2 separate regions of the Homo sapiens genome follow, and region 1 is linked to region 2. Evidence: read pairs that join two places in POLR2A ChIA-PET (ENCODE). Cell type or tissue: Panc1. All regions are shown on one strand. Each heading gives the region's core, and the rest is flanking DNA. Links, peaks and the distances in the headings are about the cores only.

What was found. Peaks named below come from ENCODE experiments on the same cell type or tissue, not always from the same donor. Only the 100,000 strongest peaks of a DNase experiment are listed, where the experiment ranks them.
Region 1: POLR2A ChIA-PET joins it to region 2 with 6 read pairs; 2 of 35 experiments call an interaction of 5 or more read pairs at or near these places.

What each region holds. Positions count from the first base shown.
Region 1 is chr3:178,221,947-178,228,397 of GRCh38, reverse strand. It overlaps LOC105374235 (a long non-coding RNA gene), which reads left to right. Exons shown (of 11, transcript NR_188692.1): 3 at 2,210-2,303; 4 at 2,709-2,800; 5 at 4,097-4,163. Among named protein-coding and RNA genes, the nearest start is that of LINC01014, 190 kb to the left of the region's middle. In Panc1, for the core only: no CTCF peak of the experiment used is centred there; no DNase peak of the experiment used is centred there.
Region 2 is chr3:178,055,580-178,062,030 of GRCh38, reverse strand. The region is part of intron 2 of LOC105374234 (a long non-coding RNA gene); the gene reads right to left. Among named protein-coding and RNA genes, the nearest start is that of LINC02015, 240 kb to the right of the region's middle. In Panc1, for the core only: no CTCF peak of the experiment used is centred there; no DNase peak of the experiment used is centred there; H3K27ac peaks cover 204 bases.

The DNA of each region.
Region 1 (6,451 bases), core at 2,079-4,578, 170 kb before region 2:
ATGGCAGCATTATTTACAATAGCTGAAGGTGGAAGCAAATTAGGAGTCCATCAATAGGTGAATGAATAAACACAATATGATCTACACTTACAAAGGAATATTAGTTAGCTTTATAAAGAAAGTAGGTTCTGACACACATTACAACGTGGATAAAGCTCGAAGACATTGTGCTAAGTGAAACAGACACACAAGGACATATACTGCCTGATTCTACTTATATCAGGTAAGTAAAGTAATCAAGTTTATTTAAAAAAAAAAAAAAGAAAGTAGAAAGATGGTTTCCAGGGGCTAGGGAGAAGGGGAAAGAAGAGTTATTTAACATGTCCAAAGTTTCAATTTTACAAGGTGTAATGAATTATGGAGGTGAATGGTGTTAACAGTTGTTGCACAGCAATGTGAATCTTCTTAAATGCCACTGAAACAACACTCAAAATGGTTAAAATTATTTTAAAAGCCTCACTCAGTATTTTTTGAAAACAGCTATTTTTTCATATAAATTCAATTTATGTCAACATATAATGGGTTTATCATTGTAATTTTAAAATAAATTAATAAGTAAAGATTTTTAAAGTTTCCAAAAAATTGTTGTGGCTACTCCCAGTCACTGTGTCACCTTATAAATTGTGTAATCTGGTTTTTAATTTCTACTAAGAAAATTGCCTGATGGAATTTTTATTGTGATTATGGCTAGACAATTTTCCACCCATCACTCGTGTTTCTGCACATTTTGTTGCACTGATTGCCTTTCCTCTGGATTATTTTTTCACAGATGTTTCTATAGTGACCATCCTCAAAAGATGATAAAGATAATATCTTTCTTTAGAGCAAAGGGCATATTTTCTTACAGGCTTAGATGGTAACTATAATGTCTTCCCTGGAGCATAGAAGCATATTTGTTGCATATGCTTAATACTCCTTAGAAATGCTTCAGATTTTCTAGGCTCAGGGTTCTTCTCCTGTAAAAAAAAAAAATGCAGCATAGGTTAATGTGTCAATTGGTTGTCTTTGTATCACCTGCAGAAATTAGGGTTGAGAGAGCTGACCAAAAAGATACACTGATACCCTAGCTACTGCTATCGCTGTGAAGAATAAATTTCTTCATCTCTGATCAAAAGTTTTATGTCTTCATATTAAAAATATATTGAGATCTATTTTATTATTCATCATATTATGTAACTTAATAACATTTTGTGTGCACTTGAAAAGAATATGCATTCTACTATTATTGAGTGACGTGTTCTATAAATGTTCACTAAGTCACTGGATGCATAGTGAAGGTCAAATGCTCTGTATTCTTACTGATTTACGTCTACCGGTTCTATCAATTTCCCAGAAAGGAGGGTTAAAGTTCTATACTATAATTGTATGTCTATTTCTCCTTTGAGCGCTATCAGTATTTGCTTTCTACATTTTGGGGCATTTCTGTTATGTGCATAATCATTTAGGGTTGTTACTTCTCTTAATAAATTGACCCTTTTATCATTATTGAATGTCTATCTTTATGAATGGTCAAATTCTTTGAACTAAAGACTGTTCTAATATTCAGTAGCCACTCACACTTTCTTATAATTACTCCGTTGTATTGTATATCATTTTTCATTCTTTTCCTTTTTAAAATATGTGTGCTACATATTTTAAATGCAATTATTGTAAATATAGTACAAAGATGCATGCTGCCTTTTTTATCAGTCTGACAACCACTGCCTTTTATTTGAAGTATATGAACTATTTATATTTAACTTTTTTATCTGGAGGTGTTTAAGTCTACCATCATTCTATTTGTTTTATATTTGTTGCAACTGATCTTCATTCATTTTTTTATCATTTTCCTGTCTTTTCATTCAGACTTTTTAATACTTAGTTTTACATTCATTGTTGACTTATAAGTTATATCTCTGTTTTTCTTTGTAATGGTTGCTTCAGACTTACGATGTAAAATTTTAATATATTATGAGCTATCTTCAATCTATATTAAAATATTATTATAGCACTTCACGTATGTATGATGTATGCATCTTACTGCAATGTGCTTTCATTTCCTTCCCCCATACTTGTACTATTCTTGTCATAGATTTTACTTTCCTATATCTTGCAATTCATTGTTATAGTTATTATGCAATAGGCTCTCTCTATTTTAACAATTTTTTAAATGAGAAAAAAAATTTTCTATTTTTTTCACACTTTAACCATCCTTTATTGCTTTTCTAAGGTACATGTTCCCACCTGAAGAACTTCCTTGAAGATGTCTTATAGTGCAGGTCTGCTGTTTATCTTGCTTAGGGTTCATTAAACTTCTTGGATTTGTAAGTTTATCATTTTCATCAGTTTCAAAACTAATTTTGACTATATTTCTTTACATATTTTTGGACCACTCTTTTTTTAAATTTGCAATAAAAATACATGTTTGGTTGACCACTTGATATTGTTCTACAAATCATTAAGGCTTTGTTTATTTCACTTTTTTAGTTTTATTTCTCTGTGCTTCAGTTTGGATTGTTTATATTGTTATGACTTCAAATTCACTGATCTGTACTTCACAACAAGTATGCTAATAAGTGCACCCAGTTACTGTTTTCATATTAGATACATTATTTTGAAGTAATTGTCTACTAGTTCCTTTATATCTATCATTTATATGTTTTTATGTATAGATGTTTCTCCTGGTTATGAAAGTCATTTTTCTGTGTATCTATATTTGTTAATTTTAGATCAGATGCTGGCCATTTTTATATTATATGGATGAGTGTCCAGATTCAGTTATATTCTTTTAACAACTGTTGAAATTTATTCTGGCAGATAGGTAAGTTACTTGCCAATCAACTTGATTTTGGGGGGTTAGTTTTAATCTTTGTTAGGAAAGTTATATGATATGCTTTTCTCCAGGACTATAATAGTTTGAGATTACTATTAAGGATGGACCTTTCTGAGGTCTCTAATGAATCTTTGAGCTTTTGATGAGGATTCTAACCTCTGGCTGGTTGTAAGATGAATGTCTCTTACTCCTGTGTAAGCTTAGGAATTATTTAGATTACCACTTTCTGATAGGGTGTGTGTGTGTGTGTGTGTGTGTGTGTGTGTGTGTGTGTGTGTGTGTGTGTTTGGCTTGTTATCACAGAGTTTTACTGTATGCATCTATGGCTTGATATTTAGCAACAGATCCAAGCAAGCCCCTATACAGAGTTTTGGAGAACTTTCTCTGCATAACTCTCTCCTTCCAGTTCCCTAGCCTAAAACTTCTTCCTGCCTTAGCTTTCTCATACTCTAATCTCTATTTCCTCAACTCAAAAATACGGCCATGCTTGTTTCAGTCCTTCTTCGTGGCACTGAATTCTTGGAAGTAACTGCTGAATTAAAGCCAGAGAAAGTATAGAATATTCGTTCTCTGAAAGATCAAAGTCTCCTGGGTCCTCTTTTCCAGTACCTAATAAATTTTCATTAAAGTTTTATTAAATTTTTAATTCTTTGGTGGACAAGTTAAATATTTTTGAAATCTGAAGTGTAATATATACATATGGCATTAATAAGAAGAGATATTGAAATTTGCATATTTGGTTCAGAATAAAAATTTTAATTTGGTTTTAGGGAATGACAAATATAATATTTTAATATAATAAAATAATCAATGAAATATACCAAAATTATGGGCAAAAATAAATTACAAATTTTATGCAATTTGATTTTTAAAATTCTCTTCTTTGAACATCGAATAGTGTCAGAACAGAATCTCTAAATTATTGGCTCTTACTTTCTATAGTGTACAAGAATTGGGTAAAATATTTGCCAATGAGCAGATTCCTGAGTTCAAACTCAAGATCTTATAATTAATGAAGTTTTGGTTGGCCCAAAAGTATCATCATTTTTAGTATTACTCCTGTTGATTCTGATGTAGAAGGTCCAAGAGAAAATTCAGATGAAATGTCCTTGTGTTGTTATTTTCCTTCTGAGTGACTGTTTAATGATAAGTGGCCATATTGATTCTGCAAGATGAAAGCATAATTTAAGTGTCAGAGTATCTGGAAGCTATGTGCATCTTATGTTTGACCACTCCAAATTAGTAAACATGGAAACTAAACATTTTGTTTTCTTTCTATGATAGTTAATTTTATGTGTCAACTTGACTGGGCCACAGGATGCTGAGATACCTGGTTCAACATTATTTATGGGTGAGTCTGTGAGACTGTTTCAGGAAGAGATTAGCATTGGAATCATAGGCTGAGTACAGTACATTACCCTTCCCAATCTGGGTTGACATCATCTAATCCATGCAGGACATGAATAAAACAAAATTGTGCAACAAGGCAGGATTCATCCTCTCTCTACCTGACTGATTGGGCTGGAACAGCAGTCTTCTGTCCTGAGTATTCCTGGTTCTCAGGCTTTCAGAGTCAGGCTGGAATCCACACCACTGGCTCCTTGGCTCTCAGGCCTTCCTGCTATACCACAGACATTCCTTGGTCTCCAGCTTGCAGATAGCAGATTGTGAGAGTTCTCAGCCTCCATAATTTTGTGAGCCAATACCTTATATAAGTCTCTTTCTAGATGTATGCATATATCTAGAATATATCTGTTCCAGAGAAACAGAACCAATAGGATATATATTTACACACACACACATATATATATGCACACAGGTGTACATATATACAGTTCAAGAAATTAAAGGAGATGATATTTAAATTTGGCATAAATTAAATCTTACCATGCAGGTAGCTTGGACAATGTAGCTTGAACACACAAGTATATGTATACATATATACACACACATACTTGTAGCATATATATACAATGTAGCTTGAACACAGAAATATATATATACACACGTGTGTACATATATACATATATACACATATATACATATACATATGTATATACATATATACTATATATATAATGTAGCTTGACCACACAAATATATATATATATGCACATGTGTGTACATATATACAGTTCTATATACAGTTCAAGAAATTAAAGGAGATATTTAAGTTTGGCATAAAGTAAATCTTACCATGCAGGTAGCTTGGATGATGTTTTAGGTGCCTTATAAGAAAGACATATTTGAAATGTTTAATGCAGTTCAGTTGGAAGCTCAAACCATCCTAAATCTAGAAATACATTAAAAAATAAAATGCCACTTGTGACAAGGTCTCATAGCACTTAAGTTTAGGTTTTAATTTTCTCCAAAAGGCATTTAGTAGCAGGCAATATGCCATTTACTAGTATTTTTTACTCTCTGATTAATTACTTGGTTGACAAAATAAAAAATATTTTCTCTGATGTGTCTCTGAAGCCCACTGTGGGCAGGAAGATGTGGAAGGCTAAAGGGTGCTCTCTCCATACTGTTTTCCTCTGTCTTCTGCCCAAATTGATCCTCTTGCTGTTGGGGAGGGTTCACCATGCCCATAGAAAACACTGATGTATAAAAGCTGCAGTTAGGTGAATCCACCAATACATTGAATACTGAGACATGCTAGTGTTGTTTTGACAGATTAATGTCAGATTAAAACAATAACAGGCCTAGGAGAACTATTTTGACAAGTAACCTTCTAAGGATGGATGACCATTTCATGCTTGGCTCCTTTCTTGGCTTCAGGAAAAATATAAGAAAGATCAGGCGCTGATTCTGAAAATGTTATTTTGGGAAAAACATTCTTCCTTGCACTTCTAGAGCTCATCTATTTTTCCTCAAACTGGAAACTTGCCAGTCTGCCCAACAGTGGAGAAACCACTAAGCTTCCACTCAAACCCATGGAATGGTTTCTGATTGCTGGAGGCTCTCAATCTGTCCCGGAAACTGCCTTTACTAAAAGTTGCAAAGTACAACAGTATTGACTCTTGTCAAAACTAGAAAGAAAATGTAAAAATTGTCTTGGTGGTCCTAGATGTATATTTTTGAAAAATCTAGGTGTATTTTAGCAAGTATTAATGTAGGAAAGTCTAAATTCACATCCCTACTTGTTTTTATCTTCCTACTTAATAAAACCTATTCTTTCTTGAGCAGTTACTATACAGACAGACATGAAGCACTTTGCATAGCTTTCTCATTAGATCTTCATAGCCATCTTATGAGGTAGATGCTATTATTATACCTATTTTGGAGGCAAGACAACTGAGGATAAATATTAAATAACCTGTTTAAGAGCAAAAATGACTATTAGATAGGGCCAATAAATGGCAGAGTTCAGGTCTCAATCCAGGGTTATCTGGCTCTAAAAATCCGTGGTCTTAGTGATTACACTGTATTTTAACATCTTAACCTGTACCTTCTACAGCTATTGGCTACATCTATAGGATGCCTCTGCCTGTAATCTCCATTTTTCCCTGACATGAAAATATATCATCAACCTTACTGAGTTTTGGAATTAAAAATTTCTTCTAGGCTTAAAAGTCAATTCTTCAGTCACACTTGATAGATGACTTTCCTTGGATCCTCTTTAGTTAGTTCCCTTTT
Region 2 (6,451 bases), core at 1,543-4,042:
CTTAATGTTGTTCAATGTACAAATGATGTTCGTTGAATGACTGCTTGAATTAATTCTGGCAAATATGAAGGATGATGCACTGAACAACCATCATCAGCACAATTTGTGCTCTGTGGTACTTCTCCACCCTATTGTGATGAATTGGAACAGAATCATCAGAGTACTCTCACCTGGGAACCATGTGACAAATAATTCAACAGCATAGACACCTGGCCAGGGCTCAAGTTATTTTGTACAAATTGACCAACTGAGTTGGCCTTTGTTCTTTCCTCTCATTTCTTGGGCACTTTAAAATTGCAAACAAAAACACTAAAGTAGATGAAATAGAAGCAGAATATTCTAAATAAGATTGAGTTCAATTCCAGAATCTCTTTTTGGCCTGTCATTACGTTTTGGTAATAAAGCTGTGAGTAAGATATAGACATTGTCCCCTAGAAATCTGTGGAGAAGTGCAGAGAAGAGAATAATATCCATAAAGCATGGTGGGGACAGCATGGGAAAAAATGCTTAATATTTACTTTGGTGGGAGTGTAGTTCTGGAAGAGTTTACTTAGGGAAGATGGCATTTATCATGAGCCTGAAGAGATAGGTCAAATGTGAGAGGCAAAGATGATAGTCATTTACCACTGAAGAATGTTCATCCCCTATTCTCTTCTTTTCCATACGGGAGCAGAAGGGATTCAACAAGATGAGTCTTAGAATTCTCTGAATTCTAGAACAGGCATGTTATATTGATACAAGATATTAAAGCATTACCCAGAGAGATCCTACAAACAAATTTTAGGTTTCTTTTGCCCAATTATATTTTGAAGCAAAGCAAATATACTGTGGTAAAAGCATGGGATTTAGCATCAGACAAGATTAGGGTTCAAATCCTGGCTCTGCTACTTGAGCAGGTTATTTAACCTTTATAAACCTCAGTTTCTGTTTCATTAATATATGAATTACAGTGGTATTTAACTCATCAGAATTTTGTTAGGATTAAATGGTATAATGCATGGAAGGGGCTTAACCTAATGCTTTGCTCCCAGAAAGCACTTAATAAACATAAGCTATCACCATTACAAGGAATTTCACCCTCAATTACTGTATTTCTCATCACTGCATCCTCCATTGTTCAAGAAAACACAAATTATCTATGCTAAGGTAAATTTTTCATTTTAAAATATGAATTGCAAGGTGGTTTAAATGTATCTGACACCTCTATGAATGGAAACTTGCTGTAAGCTAAGTTGTATATATCGTGCCTCCCTCACTGTCACAGAGAAAGCCCAGTGTGGCTGCTTCTCCCTGTTTCCAGCAAAAATATTGTAGATAGGGTTGATTTATTGGGCCTCACATAGCATGGGCCATCTGGGATTACTGAGGAAATCATCAGCCTTGGGAGGGTCACTGTTTAGACTTGGGCAATCAGTGTAAGCTTGGACTCTGCACAAGAAATGTGGCTCATTATGCAGCTAGGCTATTAACTATCAACTTTCATTTAGAAATATAAATTCTGCTCTCTTGGCTGCCCCGCTGATCTGGTTATAATGTCCTGTGTGTAATGGAAAAGTACAAAGGCAAAAGATGGAAATTTAGACTTACTATAAGAGCAGTTGATGAAAATCCTGATTTCTGCATACAAATGAATTCCTTTTGCCAAACACATGTGTTCCAATTTACCCCATTGCCCCACTTTTAAATATCATGTTTAATTATGTAATGCTCCTGCTATTACTCACGCGATTTTGTTTTCTTATCCAGAAATTTATTCTTACTTGGGGTTTCTCTTATCTTTTTACTTGGTACTCTAATTTATTTTCCTTTTTCTTTTATTTATAGCTTTCCCATTTTAAATGTGTTGTTGCGGGGAGGGCAGCGGAGAGAACACAAAGAACATTTTAAAGGATATTACACTAAGATTTCAGTTGAGCATTAACAAGAAATCATTAAGCTGACCCATCATACGGCGCACACACATACAAATCATTGCCGAAACAAAACAAAACAAAAACTATGTGTCATGCATTGTACCAGGCATCAAGGAAGAAAAGAGAAACACAGTATGCTGCTCATCTTGATAGGATGGTCCTCAGTGACGGCACTTGTGCTTTCCAACCCCTTCCTATGAAAGCATTCTGAGGTTTTGCCTGCCACTTTGATTTTAATGGAAGTTACCCACTACTTTTTTCAGTGGTCAAGGCTTGCTGAGGGCTAATGCCACTAATGTTAACCATTTACTGTTGACCCTCTCCTAGAAAACTAGCAATTAAATGATGCGAATAATATCAGATTTAAGTAAGAGCAAGCAATATTTCCTTATTGTATAAAACTAAACTACCCCATGAGTTTAATAGCATTTATAGCCTCTGATAGAGCTGTGTGGACTTGCAGTGCAGCTTATTTTGTAATTGCTTTTTTTCAGTTTCTATTTCTTTATAAACCATGAGCCCTTCTATAGCCTCAGCTACTTACGCTGGTCTCTTTTTAGTTTGGCTTCTCTTTTTTCTCTTCCAGAACCGTTTTAGCACCCTCATCTGTAGGTTCCATTCCTTAGATTAACCATTCTTAATTCTAGCATGGCTCTGTCTTAAAGTACTCCCTGTGACAACACACTGATACCTAACTATATATGGATATGCCAGAGCCATATCACCTCTTGTTTGAAAAGCAAAGTATTCCTATTGCCCAGAGGCCCCATAGACACCCTATCTCTAAACAATCCCCTCTTTCCAAATTCAAAGAACTCTGACTCTGATTTTGGAAGACTGCCAAGAACTGTAGGAGAAACTCTATGTACTTTTCCAAAGCTACTTTCTATATACAGTTAGCAAAGTGTCCTAAATTTCTCTATGAGTCTCAATCTCATTGCTCTGTCTCCTTTTTAATATTACCCAATCTTATCATACTTCTATTTTTAAATTCACCTAGTAGACCCCTCTAAGGATGTTCTAAGCAAACCCAATCTAATTAAAAACCCAACTTTAAAATGTCTTATTCGAGCTTCCTTAGATCTACACCTTACCCATATGTTTGGGTTTTTGTTTTGTTTTGTTTTGTTAAGAGGTTACTTTATCTTCTGCATAGACCCAACAGATGTTTATATTTGTAGTTGGTGTGCCTATGGAGACGTCTCATCTCTACAGTTTGAATGAAGCCGTGTCAGCAATAATGTACTGGGGTCTATTCGGTCACGCTGATAGCCAGGGAGCAAGGTCATATGAGAGGCCATGAAAGAACTCTCTGTTAAGCTCCCCACTATTAGTCTTACTGTAAACATCACTGGTGACAAAAAGTGTTGTTTGGAAGGTATAAAGCCTAGCATCTTAAAAATCTGAAAGGCTGATGTAATTGTTCTGTTTGATAAGCTGCGGACAAGAAAAGACACGTACCTTAGAAAATAAAAAGATAAAACACTGTCTCTTTGTTTAGCCAAAGTAAGGACAATTTCTTTAAAGCTGATCCAAAACTTGTAACAAAGATGCACCTAAAGATATGTCAGCCTCATTACTTACCCTGGACCTTGTGTGATTTTTACCAATCACAGTATAAAGGATTAGGTAAACCAGCTGCAGTCCCTTGGATGTACTGCTAGTAATCTTACCTCTTATAACAGTCTCTTTATAGAAAAGACACTCAAAACATCATGGGAACTGGGATGATGCATAAGAGTATTTTTACTCACTTTCCATAAACAACTAATGATGGAAAATCCCTTCTCTGGCCTTATAGTCTCCTTCCTAGGTCTGTTCCTAAATAGTCCATCTGCTCCCTATGACCCACAGCTTTCTTGACTCGGCCCTGTATTACTTCCTGTGGTATTATTACATTTTCCTTTTTGCTGCCATATTACCTTTAAAATAGATTCCAGAAATGCCCTCAGAATCTTACGAATCAAATTGGCTTGAAGTGGAGAAGGGACCTTGGAGGAATCTTTAGTTCCTTCCGAAAGATAGCTAGGTAGGTAGACAGATAGAGAGAGAGAGAGAGAGAGAGAGAGAGAGAGAGAGAGATGATAGCTAGATAATAGATATAGACAGACACTCAAAATTATTCTTATTTTCATAATTTCTACTGATTAAGTCTAGTTCTGTTATCTAAGAAACCCCAATGGTGGCTGTAATGTTGAAAGGCAAATAAAAGTTAAAAGAAGTCATTCTTTAAAAAACAAAAAAATAATGCCCCCCATGTAATCAATAGTTCAATGTTTGTTATAAAAATTGACAATAACAACAATAAATAAAGTCAAAATCTCAATATTGACCCTCAACATGGTTCAATGTCAAATGTGCTCATTTACCAAGCTCTCTTATCTGATGGGCTCTCTCATTGGACATAAAAACCTTTTATGTAGCATTAAATATACAGAGGATTATGTAATTCTTCCATTTCATATGTGCCACCAACCCTCTTATTATTATGCTATTTTCTTCTCCAAGGAACAGCTACTCCTAATTACATTTAGTGTTTCTGAAGGACACTTTGTGTAATATGATGGTTATTCAGCATCTGTTTCTCAAGCAAGATGGGAAAGATGATCTGCTATCTCTAAAATTGTCTATTGTACTCCTATTAATGTGTTTTCTGCTTTGTGCATCAATTTCTGAAAGACTTTCAATGCGTTTTACCTGATACCTTAATTGTAGCACAAAATGTTATGGGAAAATGCTATGGCTATGAATTAACCATTTACTGCCCAGCATTTACAAAATAGTATATACAGCTAGGTAAGACATACTTTGAAATTGTCTTCAAAGCAATGCGATGGATCTGGATTTTTAACACTCCCCTCCCCTACATACTTACAAAAGAAGTTATAAATATAATAAACATTAGTTGTTTTGGCAGTGGTCATTGATTAAAGAGGGATTAAGTGATAAAAATTTCTCCCCTTCATTAATGAGTACTGCAATACATTTTCTGCAGCCTCAGCCAGTCTCACATGTTCTTTCCCAGAGTAGGGTTACAACATCAGAGAAAATATTAAAAACATTACAGTGAGATGAGTAAGTATTCTAAGAAACTGGCTTTGTGTACATTGCCTGAGCTCTCTACCCATCAAAGTGACCAGCAACTCTCATTACGATTAAAGGAATAAGAAAGAGCAAGATCCTTTCTAAATTAAATAGTTTAATGCCATATTTCATAAACTACAGTCTACAAATCACTTGCATTAAAAAAAACTTAAGTGTTTATAGAAAATTCAGATTCTTGGACATCATCATAAATCTAGTGAATACTAATTTCTGTTGGGTAGTCTCCTGGAACCTGCATTTTTAGTAGGCTTCTAAGGTAAGTTATAAACATAACTAAAGTTTATTCATTTATTTATTTTTATTTTTTTGAGACAGAGTCTCTTTCTGTCACCCAGGCTGGAGTGCAGTGGCGCGATCTTGGCTCACTGCAACCTCCGCCACCCGAGTTTAAGCGATTCTCCTGTCTCAGCCTCCCAAGTAGCTGGGACTACAGGTGCCCACCACCATGCCCGGCTAATTTTTGTATTTTTAGTAGAGACGAGGTTTCACTATATTGGTCAGGCTTGTCTCGAATTCCTGACCTCAGGTGATCCACCGGCTTTGACCTCCCAACGGACTGGGATTACAGGCGTGAGCCACCACGCCCACCCTCATAACTAAAATTTAGAATCACTCTATGTGTGTGGCCAGTGTACAACTTTTACAGGACAAGATTTACTGATGAAGGCTGGGCTTAGTATTTAGTTAATAGCACTAATAGGTATGAATAGGTAATAATATTTGCAAATAGTGTTAATTAAAAGATTATCGGATGCAGCTAGAGGAAGAAAAGTGATTATGCAAAGTGCTTCTCAAACTTTACAATGCATACAGATCAGCTGGGAACCTTATTAAAATGAAGATCCTGATTCAGTAGTTCCTGGGTGTGACTTGAGAGTCTGCATTTCTAATAAGTTCCCAGGGAATGCTGGAGCTGCTGGTCTACGAATCAAAGTCTGAGTAGCAAGGATTAAGAAGGTTTAAAAGGCATACTCTCAAGAACTCCTAGAATCACAATAGTCTCTCCTTATCCAAGGTTTCACTTTCTGAGGTTTTAGTTACCCACAGTCAACCTAGGTCTGAAAATAGGTGAGTGCAGTACAATAAGATATTTTAAGAGAGAAAGAGAGAGAGGCCACATTCACGTAATTTTTATTATAGTATGTTGTTATAATTTTTCTATTTTATTATTATTGTTGTTAATCTCTTACTTAGCCTAATTTATAAATTAAACTTTATAATAGGTATGTATGTATAGGAAAAAACATAGTTTATGTAGGGTTTGGCACTATCCACAGTTTCAGGAGTATCCTGGGGGTCTTAGAATGTATCCCCCATGGATAAGGGGGGACTACCATAGTGTCCATTTTACTGAGCAGACTCCAAAATTTCTAGCAAAGATCTAAGAAGTTATTGTTCAATTCCAGACCCAGGAAATATGAATACCTGTGGAA